Linked DNA regions of Homo sapiens: region 1 is linked to region 2. Evidence: chromatin contacts called from ENCODE Hi-C or POLR2A ChIA-PET data. All regions are on one chromosome and are shown on one strand. Each heading gives the region's core, a stretch centred on a gene start or an enhancer-like site at or near the end of the contact. The rest is flanking DNA. Distances are from core to core; before and after follow the strand shown. Region 1 has its middle 68 kb from the start of TANK-AS1. Region 2 has its middle 11 kb from the start of ITGB6.

What was found. Hi-C counts contacts between places; a loop is a spot of excess contacts on that map. ChIA-PET counts read pairs that join two places held with the same protein, here RNA polymerase II (POLR2A). Pooled maps may share reads with other maps.
Region 1: a pooled map shows a loop between it and region 2 (2.1-fold over the local background). The contact joins two enhancer-like sites. A Hi-C loop is called at or near these places in 1 of 37 single-sample maps with no recorded cell type and 5 of 50 pooled maps. POLR2A ChIA-PET finds 5 or more read pairs at or near these places in 1 of 52 experiments (activated T-cell).

Annotation. Positions count from the first base shown.
Region 1 is chr2:161,088,687-161,095,037 of GRCh38, forward strand. No RefSeq gene overlaps it. Among named protein-coding and RNA genes, the nearest start is that of TANK-AS1, 68 kb to the right of the region's middle. RefSeq lists an enhancer at 2,111-2,240. Within about 2 kb of position 1,950, at least 3 of the 41 ENCODE cell types and tissues checked have a DNase peak (open chromatin) inside an H3K27ac peak, as active enhancers do.
Region 2 is chr2:160,208,079-160,215,186 of GRCh38, forward strand. No RefSeq gene overlaps it. Among named protein-coding and RNA genes, the nearest start is that of ITGB6, 11 kb to the left of the region's middle. RefSeq lists enhancers at 1,491-1,580, 1,721-1,790, 2,441-2,490. Within about 2 kb of position 2,722, at least 7 of the 41 ENCODE cell types and tissues checked have a DNase peak (open chromatin) inside an H3K27ac peak, as active enhancers do.

The DNA of each region.
Region 1 (6,351 bases), core at 700-3,199, 880 kb after region 2:
GTTTGTCATATCCCAACCTGAATCCGCAACTCCCTGCTTGACAGTCCTGAGGCTACCCCAAGGGTTCTGATGCACCTCATAACATCTCTTGTTTTTTCTCAGTCTACTGTCAAACCACTTAGCTCAGAATTCCCAGAGGCCCCAAAACTCTCACTTCCCTCTGAAACACTAAAGTCAGCTAAGGTTGATGCATGTACGTTGATGTGAATCTTCTGAGTAGTTTTGGTTTTACAAGGCATTTAGGAAAGTCTAGGGCCTGGCAGCATCAAGGCATGGCTATGAGGTGGGGGGAATGGGAAGAATCTCTAGAACTCCCTCAGTTTTTAGCTCCTCTCCTTCCCCTATTCTTTAATATGTATAATTAACACTTTCTGTTTTATATATCTTACACAAGGTGCCATAAAAACAGTTTCAAAATGCTAAAATGATTTCCTGGGCAAAAAGGCAAGCACCCACTCTAACCTCCCCACTTAGTCACCTACACCTTTCTCCTTGGGTGTAGATAGGTGTCACAATTGAAAAATAACACACTTGAATTGTCTTGTTAGGATTTTTTTCATGACCAATTTATAAACATTCAGTATGATTTCGGCACAACTGGCCTCCCAAATTCAAAGCCAGAATTTCTTAAATGTTGCGGGTTGTTTTTAAAGTTAGAATGACTACAGCTACACCTACATATTTAGGAAGAAGATAAATGTTATTTGTGTGCTGCAATTGTGATAAGCATATTGAATACAATGATTGTCAAGCAAAATTTCCATGTGCAATTTCAGACAACAGACTCCAAAATGTGACCATATATAATCACCCCTTTTCTACTACATTATGACAAAACAGGTAGTTGAAAATCATGTTTTATTCCTATCTCAGACAATAGGAATCTTAGTAAAAAAATCTATTTTGTTTAAAGAACAACTTCAGTTTTCTCAGAGAGTCACTGAACCCAGATTGGTAACTCAAACTCAGCAGCTTTCTATTTCTGTCTGGTCTTTCATTCTCTAGCTTTGTTTACAGGCTAAAGTTGCTGCAATTGGGTCTTCTCACTTCATCCCTTAGTTCTGTATACTGTATATATCCTGAATCATCTAGCAATATAAGACCACATTGGTCCAGTTCCTGACAATTTACCTATTATGCCTGTGTGCTGAATTTTATTATCTTAGGGAATCCATGAGCTTCCATGATTATGACTTGATAAAATTACAGCTCAGTTCAGATCTCAACAACATGGAAAGAGGTTTGCAGGGTTTGTTTACAAGTGAGGATGCCATATGCTCCTCTAAGAAAAAATATGCTAATTACCAAGGAAGAAATGAGGTAAGAACATGTGCAATTGCTGCAGACCTACTAAGTAAACAAGCAAGATACTTTCTGTGCAATGGAAATAAATGTGGTGAATCCATCCCCTGTGTTTTTATGTTCAGCTGACTCTACACAGAAAATGTTGAAGAGCAAGAAAAGGCATTTTCTCATAGTTATGTATTATATGTGTAGATTGACATATTTCATATTTGAGGTTCAAACTGGCCCAAAGCCTTATGTGGGTCCTTGTTTATTTATAAGGTTATAAAGCAAGATATTAAATGTTTAAAGCTGTATACAATAACAACCTGAACTGAGTAATTACAACTACCCAAAGTAGGTTTTTTTCTGCTTTACTTTATGGTTCTTGAACTTGCTGCTCTTCTCCCAGGTTTCATCTTCACACCAGCACTTGTTGCTGGGGGGAAATGTTAAGTTCATTCAATCATTTGTCTTCAAAATAACTGCAGGTGTTTGAACTCAGCTCTTGAGGGTTTTTTCTTCCCTCTAGCTGGTGTGTGAATATAGATAAAGCTTTAAGGAAAGAGAAAAAAATAAAAAAGAAACTATACAGCTTTTTCACCCAACAACACATTGCCAGGAAATGCTGGCTCGGTGAGTGGTGCCTCTAAGCAGAGCTTGCATACCAAGACAGCTTCCTCCACACCAAACACGCTACCCGCGGATCCCCGCTTTTCAAACACAGGCATCCACATGGAACTTCCTCAAGAAGAGAACTCAGGCAGGATGTCTAATTACCCATTTATAAATTGATATCCCCACAAGTTAGGATCTGTACTGGCAATCTATAACAAGGGCCAGCCACAGCAACATTGTAAAGTAGGCAAGTCAATTTTGCCTCTGTTTTCTTGACAGAACTAAAATAAGGAAGAGATAGGCTAGCCTTTAGCAAATGGCCCTTTGATGAGGTCAAAACGTTTGGGAGCCAACTCCACCTCTAGTCATTTTAGTCCAACATTACAAGAACTCCAAAGGGGCAAACACTTGACATTTAGCCATGGGGTACCCCAGGAGACAGAGAGCTCTCCCAATCACCTTAGATCTCCATAATTTATCTACCAAGGACTCAGGAAGATGTACAACTTTGGAACCACATAGTTCAAATCCTATTAGTTACATAGCACATATAAGTCCCAGCCTCAGTTTCTTTGTCTTTAAAATGGAGATGATCATTTTCCAACAGCAGCATAATTATTTGGGGGATATTTTCTTATCATTTATTTACCTCTGCCCAGAGAGAGGACATAACACTCACTAAGCTCTCTCCTTCCCAGATGGTGAGTGTTGGAAAGAACAAATACTGTCATTATGTTGGCAAATTCAACATGAGCATACGGGGTCTCCGGCACTAAAAATTTTGGTGGGCTCAGTGACACAGTAAAAACAAACAAACAAACAAACAAAAAACACAGAAGTAGATAACTGTGGCAGAACAAGACTCAGTTTTCTATGACAATAGAGTGAAGCCTTAAAGGCTGCCATAAGGCCATCCCTCAATGCTATCTGACGTTAGGACAGATAATTCACAGCTCTGGGCTACTTTGACCTTGTGGGGTCCTTACTCTGCCCAGACGGTGACACCCCCAAGCTTCAGGCACACCTCTATTCTCTGGTTAGATAGTAAAACAAAGCAAAAGTGACCTTAAACAAGTTCAACTTATCATTCATGACAAGCCTCAAATCTGCCTGGATTTTGTGGTCGGATTGACAAGAAATTATACATCACTTTTGAGGCATTAGGTATTCAAACAAAAAAGAAATGTGGAACCAAGGTGTCACTCTCCATGAAACTCTCCATCCTGGTGACTAAGAGAGTGGCTCTATAATTGTCCCTTCTACATATGAAAAATGTGGCAGAAATGAAGAGGTCCAAAAGAGGCTGGATATTCACGAGACTGTAAGTTGTGCTTACTTGTGCTATTTACCACTGTATTTCCTGTGCATACCACAGTGCCTGGCACATAGTAGATGTTCAATAAGTATTGTTGAATGAACTAATTAACTAATGATTAAATGCACAAGCTGTCATAGTGTCATAGTCTGTTCAGGATGCTGTAACAAAATACTAGGTGGCTTATAAACAACAAATATTTATTCCTCCCAGTCCTGGAGGATGGAAGCCCAAGATTAAGGCACCAACAGGTTCAGTGTCTGGTGAGGGCTGTTCCTCAAAGATGGCACCTTCTTGATTCATCCTCACATGGAGGAAGAGCAAGGCAATTCTCTGGGGCCCCTTTTATAAGGCCACTAATCCTATTATGAGGGCTGTATCCTTAGGACCTGATCACTTCCCAAAGGTCCCACCTCTTAATATTGTCACTTGGGGATTAGGTTTCAATGTATAAATTTTGAAGGGACATAAACATTCAGACCATAGCACATGAGTTTCTCTCTTCTAATCTGGAGGAGTGGTGGTGGAGTGGGATACTAGTAGCATTGAAACAAGAGTCTAAGGAAAGGATGCTGGACATCCTGGTTCCACATTTCTTTTTCCAGTTTGAATACCTAATGCCTCAAAAATGAGGTATAGTTTTTTTGTCAAGTAAAATATATATCTACATTATGGCCCAGTAATTCCTCTCCTAAGTATTTGCCCAAGCAAAATGAAAATACATGTCCACAAAAAAAGACTTCTGCAAGAACGTCCATAGCTGTTTTTGTGCAAAAATGTTCACAGTAATTTTATTAAAGTCCAGGTTTATGTAGCATTTGCCAATTTCCATGATACAAATACTCCCATCATGCTTTATTTCAAACTGCTACTGTGATGTCACTAAATGCAGAGTTGGAAAGAGATATGTGCAATCAGCTGGTGTGAACTATTGCAAATGGACTCTAGCTGGATGGGGCTCAAAATCATTATGCTGAGCAAAAGAAACCAGAGTACACCTTGTATTATTTCATTTGTATAAAATTTAAGACATGATATTGCACATAACAGAAATATGTTCCTATTTTTATTGCTGAGTAGTATTCCTTTGTATGAATATACCACCATATGTTTACTCATTCACCTGCTGATGAACATTTGGCTTCATTCCAGTTTTTAACTATTTTAAATGAAAGTGCTATGAAAAAAAATTCAGAATTGGAGCAAGTAGCACATTTATGTGATGGAGGCAGTAATGGCTTCTCCATACTATAGATTTTGTATGTGAAATTTAAGCCTTCAAGAGTCACTAATGTTGTTAGGAGCTATCACAACGAACCAGGATTGCCTCCCCCATACTGAGCTGTTTTACTTCAGTTTTGTCATCACAGTGAAACAGAAGTTTTAAGCTAAATGCTTCTATTCTGCCTTAATTTCCCAACACAGATAGTGCTAAGCAGTATTCCAATGAAACCTCATTAAGTTCCAGACCTCTGTCAAAGATGAGATTCTTTGCTGTCTATGATCTTCTGGACTGACGTTCTTGGTTTACTCTTCCTACTTGAGGAAGCATTTGCTCCCAGGATACAGCAAGCTTTAAGGTAGCAAGTGGGAAACTGCTTCAAATGGAGAAAGATTCCATCCCCTTTAGTCACCTTCTCTGAAGCAGAAATCAGGAGATTGCAGAGGTCTCACATTATTTAAGCCAAGATACCTGGGTGTGGTGGTTCACATCTGTAGTCCCAGTCACTGGGGAGCTAAGGCAGGGGGATCGGTTGAGCCCAGGAGTTAGTTCTAGAGTGCAATGAGCTATGATTGCACCACTGCATTCCAGCCTGGGAAACACAGTGACACCTCCATCTCTAAAAAAATAATAATAACACCAAGATGCACGGTAATATCCAATCTCAAATTTCTTGACTTATTCAATGCACTAAAAATCAACTTTCTCTCTATTCTCTAACAGAATCATTAGAGAGTTAACCAGCATAATTTCTTGATAATGAGGGACTTTTCATGATCCTTTTGTAAGCATTCTGTGATTCCTTCCATTGCTGTCATATGTGTAATTTGTCTTTGGGAAAGAGACTTACAGATACATCCCTGGTACCTCACAGTTATGGTGACAGTTTATTAAGCCCAAAATATGCCAACAGTCTTTAAAATGTACACGACCTATGACCCATTAATTTTACTTTCAGCATTTTATCCAAAGTACAAAATTAGTAAGTCAAAGTAATATATACATACATATATCAATTCTAATAAAAACTGAAAACAATTTAAATGTCCAATAAAAAATAATTTATCCATGTAATTATACAACTATTGAAGATCATGTTTTCAAAGAACAGTTAATGATATAGGAATATGTGCCAAAATAAATGTATGGTATTTATTTAAATATTTACAGAGTATTTATAAATGTATAGAATATTAAAAATACCAACATACAAATTCAAATTTCCCCTAGGTCCCATTGGCTTGTTTGTAAGGAAGGCCACTAAATCCAAGGGATCATTGTATCATTAGCTGTTAACTAAAAGGTTACAAACTCGAACTTCCTTCTGCTTGAGTATCCCTTTGGAAGTCCCCAAAAGGTACATGGGTTCTCTAAGATGAAAAATATAGGCAAATCCCAGACTGGGGTAAGGGTATGTGCTATCATACCTTACCCCTGTGATCAGCCTGGAACTCCTGCTCCCGTCCAAAGAATCAGGCCCTGTGGGTGGGAAGGAAACAGAGGAACAGGCCAGGACAATCACCTTACAGAAAATGGGCAGAAATTGTACACATGACTTCTGTTTATGTTTCATTGGTGAGAACTTTGTCACGTAACCACAGCAAACCTCAAGGGAACCTGGGAAATTTAGTTTTCAGTTGAATTGCCATGTGTCCAGGAAGAAAAGCAGAATGAATTTTGGGGACAACCAGTAGTCTGTCACATCTCATTTGGACAGATTTTTTTTTTTTTAATGCAGGAAGGAAATACTGTGGCTATCTCTAAGTTAATACGGTTTGTAAAGACTGTTTCCTCTACACTTTCTGAATTACCTAAACTTTGTGCAGTGATCATCTATTTCTTTCATAACCAGGTAAGTTGAAACATTATTAATTTTTTTAAAGACTGGAAATAAATACTCTAAAATGTTATC
Region 2 (7,108 bases), core at 1,472-3,971:
CAAAGATGTGGTCCTGGATTGTACCATCTTTCTCTGCTTTAAAGTCAGTACAAATCACTTAAAAACAAAATGAAACAAAACATGTTGCCTGGCCCTTCAGGGGAAGCTGAGCCTGCTGGTCAGGAGCCAGGGCCTGGCATTGAGTCCAGGAGAGCACGACTGTGGGCATTTCCTGTGGTCGGGAGATGACTCAGGATGAACTCCGGCCTCTGAGCCACAGGCAGCCCCGGCACTTCACAGTTACCACCCACACCCCACCCTACTCTGGAGCCTGGCAGTCACACTGCCAGCTACAGGGAGCCTGTCCTGTGAGTTAGGCCTGCTCCAGAGGCCCATGCAGTCAGGGTTCAGAAATTATATTGAAGTCTAAAAGAATTGAACTCTTTCTGTCTTTTAGTTTGTGGAATAAATCCAAAGACGAGATTTTCCAGAAAAATACCATTGGATGTGAATTTATTCTGAATTGACTCTGAGAACTAGACTCGTTAGGCCCCTTTTTCCTATCTGTGAAACAAATAGCAAGACGTCACATGAACAAACACTGATTGCCGAGTGGTTCACTCATTCACAGCTTGCAGAGCTGCTGAGCCTTCTTTTTTCATTTACTCATTTATTGCTTCAGCAGCCGCCTGTGGAGACCCCACAATGGACCAGGCACTGTTCTGAGAGCACAGTGTTGATTAAAACCGACAGGGTCTCTGCCTCATGGAGCTTACATTCCAGTGGGAGAGACAGACAAGAAACACACGAACAAATAAAGATGTCAGATGGTAACAAATGCTGAGAAAAATAAAGGATGGCAAGGGGTCAGAGAGTGGCCAAGGTGGGGTGGCCAGCAAAGCCTCTCTGCTCAGGTGGTGTTTAGGCATAGCCTTGGGGAAAGGAGGGAGGGCATCGCAGGGCTCTCTGGAGGACAAGCAGTCCTGCCTGTGGGAAGAGCAAGTGCAAGGTCCTGGTACGGGATGGTTTGTGGACAAGCAAGGTGGCGAGCGAGGCTGAAGCAGAGTGAGTAGGTGAACTCAAGGAGTCCAGAGGAGATGAGCCAGACAGGCAAAGGGAAGAGGGCAGCTCATGAAGGAGGGGTGGGTTCGGGGGGGCGATGGTCAGGGCTCCAGATTTGTATTCTGAGTGAGAAGGGAAGCTTTTATGGAGTTTTGGTTGGACATGATGTAGCTTATAAGGTGGCAAGTATGCACAGACTATAAGACGATAAGGATGGAAGCTGGGGGGCCTTATTGCAGGCTGTTTCAGCAGAGATTATGACAGCTTGGTCTATGGTGGGAGTAAAGGAGGAAGTGAGAAGTGTTTGGATTCTGGATATATTTCCAAGATAGACATGATTTACAAACAGATTCCTCATAGGGAGGGAGAGAAATCAAGGGATCAACGATGACTCTAGCAGTTATTGAGGCCCTGAATCAATAACCCCACCATCACCACCAGGGTTCTCCAGCTGTTTCAGAGAGAGAATACCATCTGCTCATCAGCAGAGTCATCGGGAGCTCTAATCTGCTCTAACAACTTGGAGGGTCATGAGGAGTCATAACTCTGCAAAAAGCATTCCATGGTAGAACCAGAAAGGTCTGAACTATGCAGGCCAGTGCTGTATGGAGACTGTTTGTATGCTGTGTTAACATTCCTTCAGTCCAGTGGAGGTCTGATTAGCCAGCATCTTCTGTTCTGGAATTCCCCATGACTTTTTGGTTGCAAAAGAAAACCTGGAAAATCCCTGTGGTCCTCTAGTTCTCTCTAGCTGTGCTGATAGACTAATTGGGGTTAGTTTCAGTAACAAAAGTCTCCCCTAACAGAATAAAAAAATACTCCTCTTAAGAAGGCAGAAGAGATGGGTATATTTTCTTTTAAAAACTCCTTGGAAAGTGGAAGGACTTCAAACTTCTTTTGACCTTAAAGATGCAATTTATTCAGCTGCAACAATAGGGAAAGTTCTAATCCTTTAAAAAGCTGGGAGAAATGGTGGCCAGTAATTATTATCTTTTTATTGTTGTTTTTTTAGACAAGGCCTCACTCTATCACTGGGCTAGAGTGCAGTGGCATAATCCTAGCCTCACTACAGCCTTAAACTTTGGGGCTCAAGCGATCCTCCCACCTCAGTCTCCTAAGTAGCTGGGCACATGCCACCATGCCAAACTAATTAAAAAAATTTTTTATAAAGATGGAGGTCTTACTTTGTTGCCCAGGCTGGCCTAAAACTCTAGATCTCAAGTGATCCTCTTGCCTCAGCCAGTGATCATGTTTGAGGCACATCCTTGGGTGGGTCCGTGGAGGATTTATTACTTTTAACTGCCATTTTATGGAATTTTCTGATTGTTTCAGATGCATACTCAGTGAATCCTGTCAGTAAGTTTTCAGGGAATCAAATAGAGTAAAGGATTGGGTATGAGGTGAACACCCTAATCGTTAAAAAGGCTAAACAATAAATTATTCTAACAAGCTAATCAAAATGGCATTAACCTGGTGATGTCTCAAGACTTGGAAGTGGAGAAAGAAGAAAAGCCTTTAAAGCAAATTCAGCTGGCCTCTAATTAAAGACGGTGTGTCAGATTTTTACACCACAACAGACGTAACGAATCTATATATTGTTGGGCATAATTACTTCCAGACAAAAAGCGGCTCCGGTGAGCAGTCAGGTGTGAGGCTTGTTTGGGGAAGTATGAAAACCACCTGCCTGGGCTGCAATCTCTGTTGCGTCCTGACTACTCTGGCTGGAACTTTGCTGCTCCTGAGCCCAGGGCCCTTTCCTGGCACCCCCTAGCGGTTGAGGGTGTAACAACCGAGGCATGATGAAGCGAGAGGCTCACAGTAGTTTCAACATTTATTAAAGGAAGGAAATGAATCATTTTCTTTATATCAAGGAGTTCGATGTTTTAAAGTTTCAATCAAAACACAAATAGGAAAGTTTTTTGATAAAAGACAATTGCTGTTAGTTGCAAATATTGGGGGAGGGGCAAACATTCCCTATGCGTTGATGAAATTAAGTTATCTTGGACACCAATAGAGTAAGGCTCAGCAGCATGGAAAAGGCAGTTGTCAGCCCTGGTCTCAGTCCAGACCTTGGTGGATTGATTATTGGACATTTGTGGCATGGTATAGATTGGTCTTGAAATTGTTTAGGCCCTATTAGGCAACCAAAGATTAGGAAGACAGGATTTAAACGTTAACCAACAGAAGGATTTATTTTTATGAATGTTGCTGGAGGAGGAGCACAGCTTCCTAAAATGTGATCTGAAGTGAGCTGTTAATCCTTGCCCTGATAATGAAATGCTCCTGCAGTTTATTTAATATAGACTATTAAATCTTCCATCAGAAACTCACAATGTGCATTATAACCTATTAAACACTTCAAGAAGCCCCACAGGGAAGAAAATTGTTTACTTTTGTTTAACAATTAAACAAAAAACTATTTTCATTATCCTATGATAATATTGTAGTCAGATTTCTTAGGAAAAGGCGGGTGTGAATTCATGTGTTTACTGCTGCCTTTTTTGTGCATTCTGCAATTCAAAGATCTTTCAAGATGGGTTTTCCAGGAGACGATTCATTTTCCCAGGAAAGCCCAGAGAGGAGGTCCATTTTGATAATAGTTCAGATAAAACACTTGCAATAGTGATGGCTCATTATAAATTTCTGGACTCAGACCCAGCCTTATAACCTAGTATAGTTAACCTAGTGACTATAGCCCAGATACTACAGTTTTATTACTGAATGACGTAGACTGGTTTTCTTTGCGAAATGAATTTCGAATACGGCTATCTATTGTTTTCCTGTATCTTCTGGGCAGAGGATCCCAGTTGCTGCTTGCATCTGCCCTTGGTCTCTTTCTTTTTGGTACAATAGCCTGTCCTCAAGCTGTCATCTGCCTGTCTGTCCATCTACCCATCTTACTTGCAGAAGGTCCAGAAGAGTAGCTCCGTTAAGGAAACAGCATTCTCTTCCTAAGGTAGGAAGCATCTCTTCAGGTGAGAAAGTGTGCAGCATTTTTTCCAAACTTGGATTTTCTGCTGCTTTCTTATGATGCAGGCATCAGGCAAGGTGGGAGCAATCTGAATGAGTTTGGCTCTCTTCTGTTGACACCGTCATTCTTAAAATGACCAGTTTTATCAAGAGTGTGCTTCTTTCATTGTTGCAGTAATCTGAATGAATGTATATGTATATATATGGTCATTTGTCCACCTCCTGGGGTCAAAATAGTATATAAGAGTCACTGCAATTCATTCTGCTTGGTTTTCTAAGGAAAAAGTAAAATATGATGTAGGTGTTTTAAAAATGGAATCCAGTAGCAGATAGGAAACAAAAAGGAGATATATTTGCAATTTGTGAGTCTTTCTCTTTTTTTCCATTTTTCTCAGATAAACAAGGTAGATCTTGTTTGCATGAGCTACATGCAATTACAGTAGTAGTCAGAGTCACAGTTTGAAAAGATCTAAAAACCAAGAAACACTGAGGCATGAAACAAAGTTTAGTTACTACATTGGCTTTACTTAGCTTTGGAATGAGTCAAAATTACAGTTATAATAACATTTTCAGACAACCTTACTCTAAATATGTCACATCATCTCACTTAAAAAAATGATTTAGCCTGTTTCATGGAACATTGCAAGTACGAATTCCTTGTTCCTGATAACAGCCCTAAAACAATAATAGCGAACAATGTCTCTTATAATATGCCAAACACTGTTATAAATCTTTATCACAATGTGAGGTGAGGTACTGATATTTTCCCCATTTAAATAATAATATGTAATTTAATATTTTAGAAGAGTTTTAGATTAGTACAATTTCTATATATCCCATAGCCAGCCGTCCCTATTATTAATATCTTATGTGAGTATGGTACATTTGTTACAATTTTTTTTTGAGACAGAGTCTCACTCTGTCGCCCAGGCTGGAGTGCCGTCTTGGCTCACTGCAACCTCTGCCTCCTGGATTCAAGTGATTCTCCTGCCTCAGCCTCCCGAGTAGCTGGGATTACAGGCATGTGCCACCACACCTGGCTAATTTTTGTATTTTTAGTAGGGGCGGGGTTTCACCATATTGGCAAGGCTGGTCTCGAACTTCTGACCTCAGGTGATCTGCCTGCCTTGGCCTCCCAGAGTGCTGGGATTACAGGTGAGAGTCACCGCACCTAGCCCATTTGTTACAATTAATAAACAAATATTAATACATTATTATTATCTAAAGTCCATACTTTTTTTCAGACTTCCTTAGTTTTTACCAAATGTCTTTTTTTCTGCTCAAGGCTCCTCTTGAATTCTCCCCATTTTACAGAAGAAAAAGAAAATGACTCAGGTTAAATAACTTGGTCGCAGTCTCATAGGCACTAAGCGGAAAAGTTGGCCTCAAATCCAGGCAGTCTGATGGTAGGCAGGTGGTTAACCTTAATACTAAACTATCGTTACCTTAATAGTGTTATTCAACTTGAATGACTGATTTGTCCAGGCAGCAGAGCAGCAGGGTAGTGTGCACACCTTACCCAGGGGGCTCCGCTGGTAGTCAGGGACTGGCCAGAGTCACATGGGCAGTTTTCAGTACTAGAACTAGAACAACAGCTCCGATTCTCAGAGCGTTGGGTGGCCTAAAACAACATAAATCAATTTTCTGACACACGGTTCAGGGAACCAGAAGCCTGAAAGCAAGCTGTCTGGAGGCTCTGAGGGAGAAGGGGTTCCCTCCCCCTCCCTAGCTTCCGGGGGCTGCCGGCACTTATTGGCATCCCTAGACTCGTAGATGCATCATTTCGATGCCTCGTCTTCACATCTTCTCCTCTGGCGTTCTCCTTCTCTGTGTCTTTTCCTCTTCTTATAAGGACACTTGTCTTCGGATTTAGGACCTACCCAAAAAATCTGGGATTATCTCATCTCAAGATCCTTTACTTAATTACATCTACAAAGACGCTTCTTCAAATAAGATTCCATCCACAGGTTCTGGGAAGGTGAACCTATATTTTGGATGCAGTCGTCATTCAATCCACTACAGGGGCTAGAAGTGCTCAAAGGGTTGTTGTGAGGATAAAATTAAATAGAATTACATGTGGTACTTGCAACAGTAGGCATGTTTTTTAAAATGACAGCCATTTTTATGATTACTCTTTTCTACAATATGAGTCCTCCTGATGCAAAAGTTTCCAAAATGCAATAAATTCGTTCATCCATGCCCAGTTTATACGACTATTATTCATTTTAATAATTGCTTTATATTACAGTTTGTAGTTTCTAAGTTTCTAACACTTGGTCCTGCCAGGAACTTCACAAGGCTGTGTGAATTCAGCCTCTTTTTTCCCTTTTCTTGGTGGCCTAGGTAGTGGTGAGCTGGGGGGCACCTTCGGTCCACACTTTCAGCTAACAACACTTGTCAGAAACACACACTGACATATGATCTTCTCATGAAGCCAGGGTCTTGATGAATGAATCCCTTGTCTGTTGCGGATGTGGGTAGACTTGCCACAGAAAAGCAGCTGGACAGCTTCAGCTGTTGCTCAGCTCTGTGGTCACCCTCTGTGGTTGCTGGGTGCTGCATGCTCCTTTTCTGCTCCAGATCTTTATTGAAGGGACAGAATTCCATCTTGGGGCTGAGCATGGACCCCCACCCACCCCACGGTGCATTACTGCTCCATCCCTTGCCTGGGCTGTGTTCTGCAGTCACGCCTGGCAGTACAGGACTCTGAGCTGGCTTCAGTGAATTCCTTCTGCATTTGTCACAGAGTGTCCAAATGTTAGAGCAGGAAGGGTGAGCCAAGTCCAACCCACTCATTGTCTCTCCATTCCCTTCTTCACACCGTTGTTGAGTAGATGCACTGAGCATCCACTTTAGTAAGGCATGATGCCAGGAGCCACTTATGGTGGCCAGCAAGCACCATGGGCAAGCAGTGGGGCACCCCACACCTCCTGAGGAGCTGTCCGTGTGGTTTCCAGTGAGTGTTGATGGTTTATGTGTTACCTAGAAAAAAACCTTTAATACACCCATTTTAAAGACCTGGGTTTATCTGCTGATAGAACTTGAGGAGTCTTTGATTTTGGAAGGGGGAAAAAATTGCATCTTCATTTGCAGTAAGCCCAGAGTGAAATTAAACATTTTCTTCCGTTACAAATGT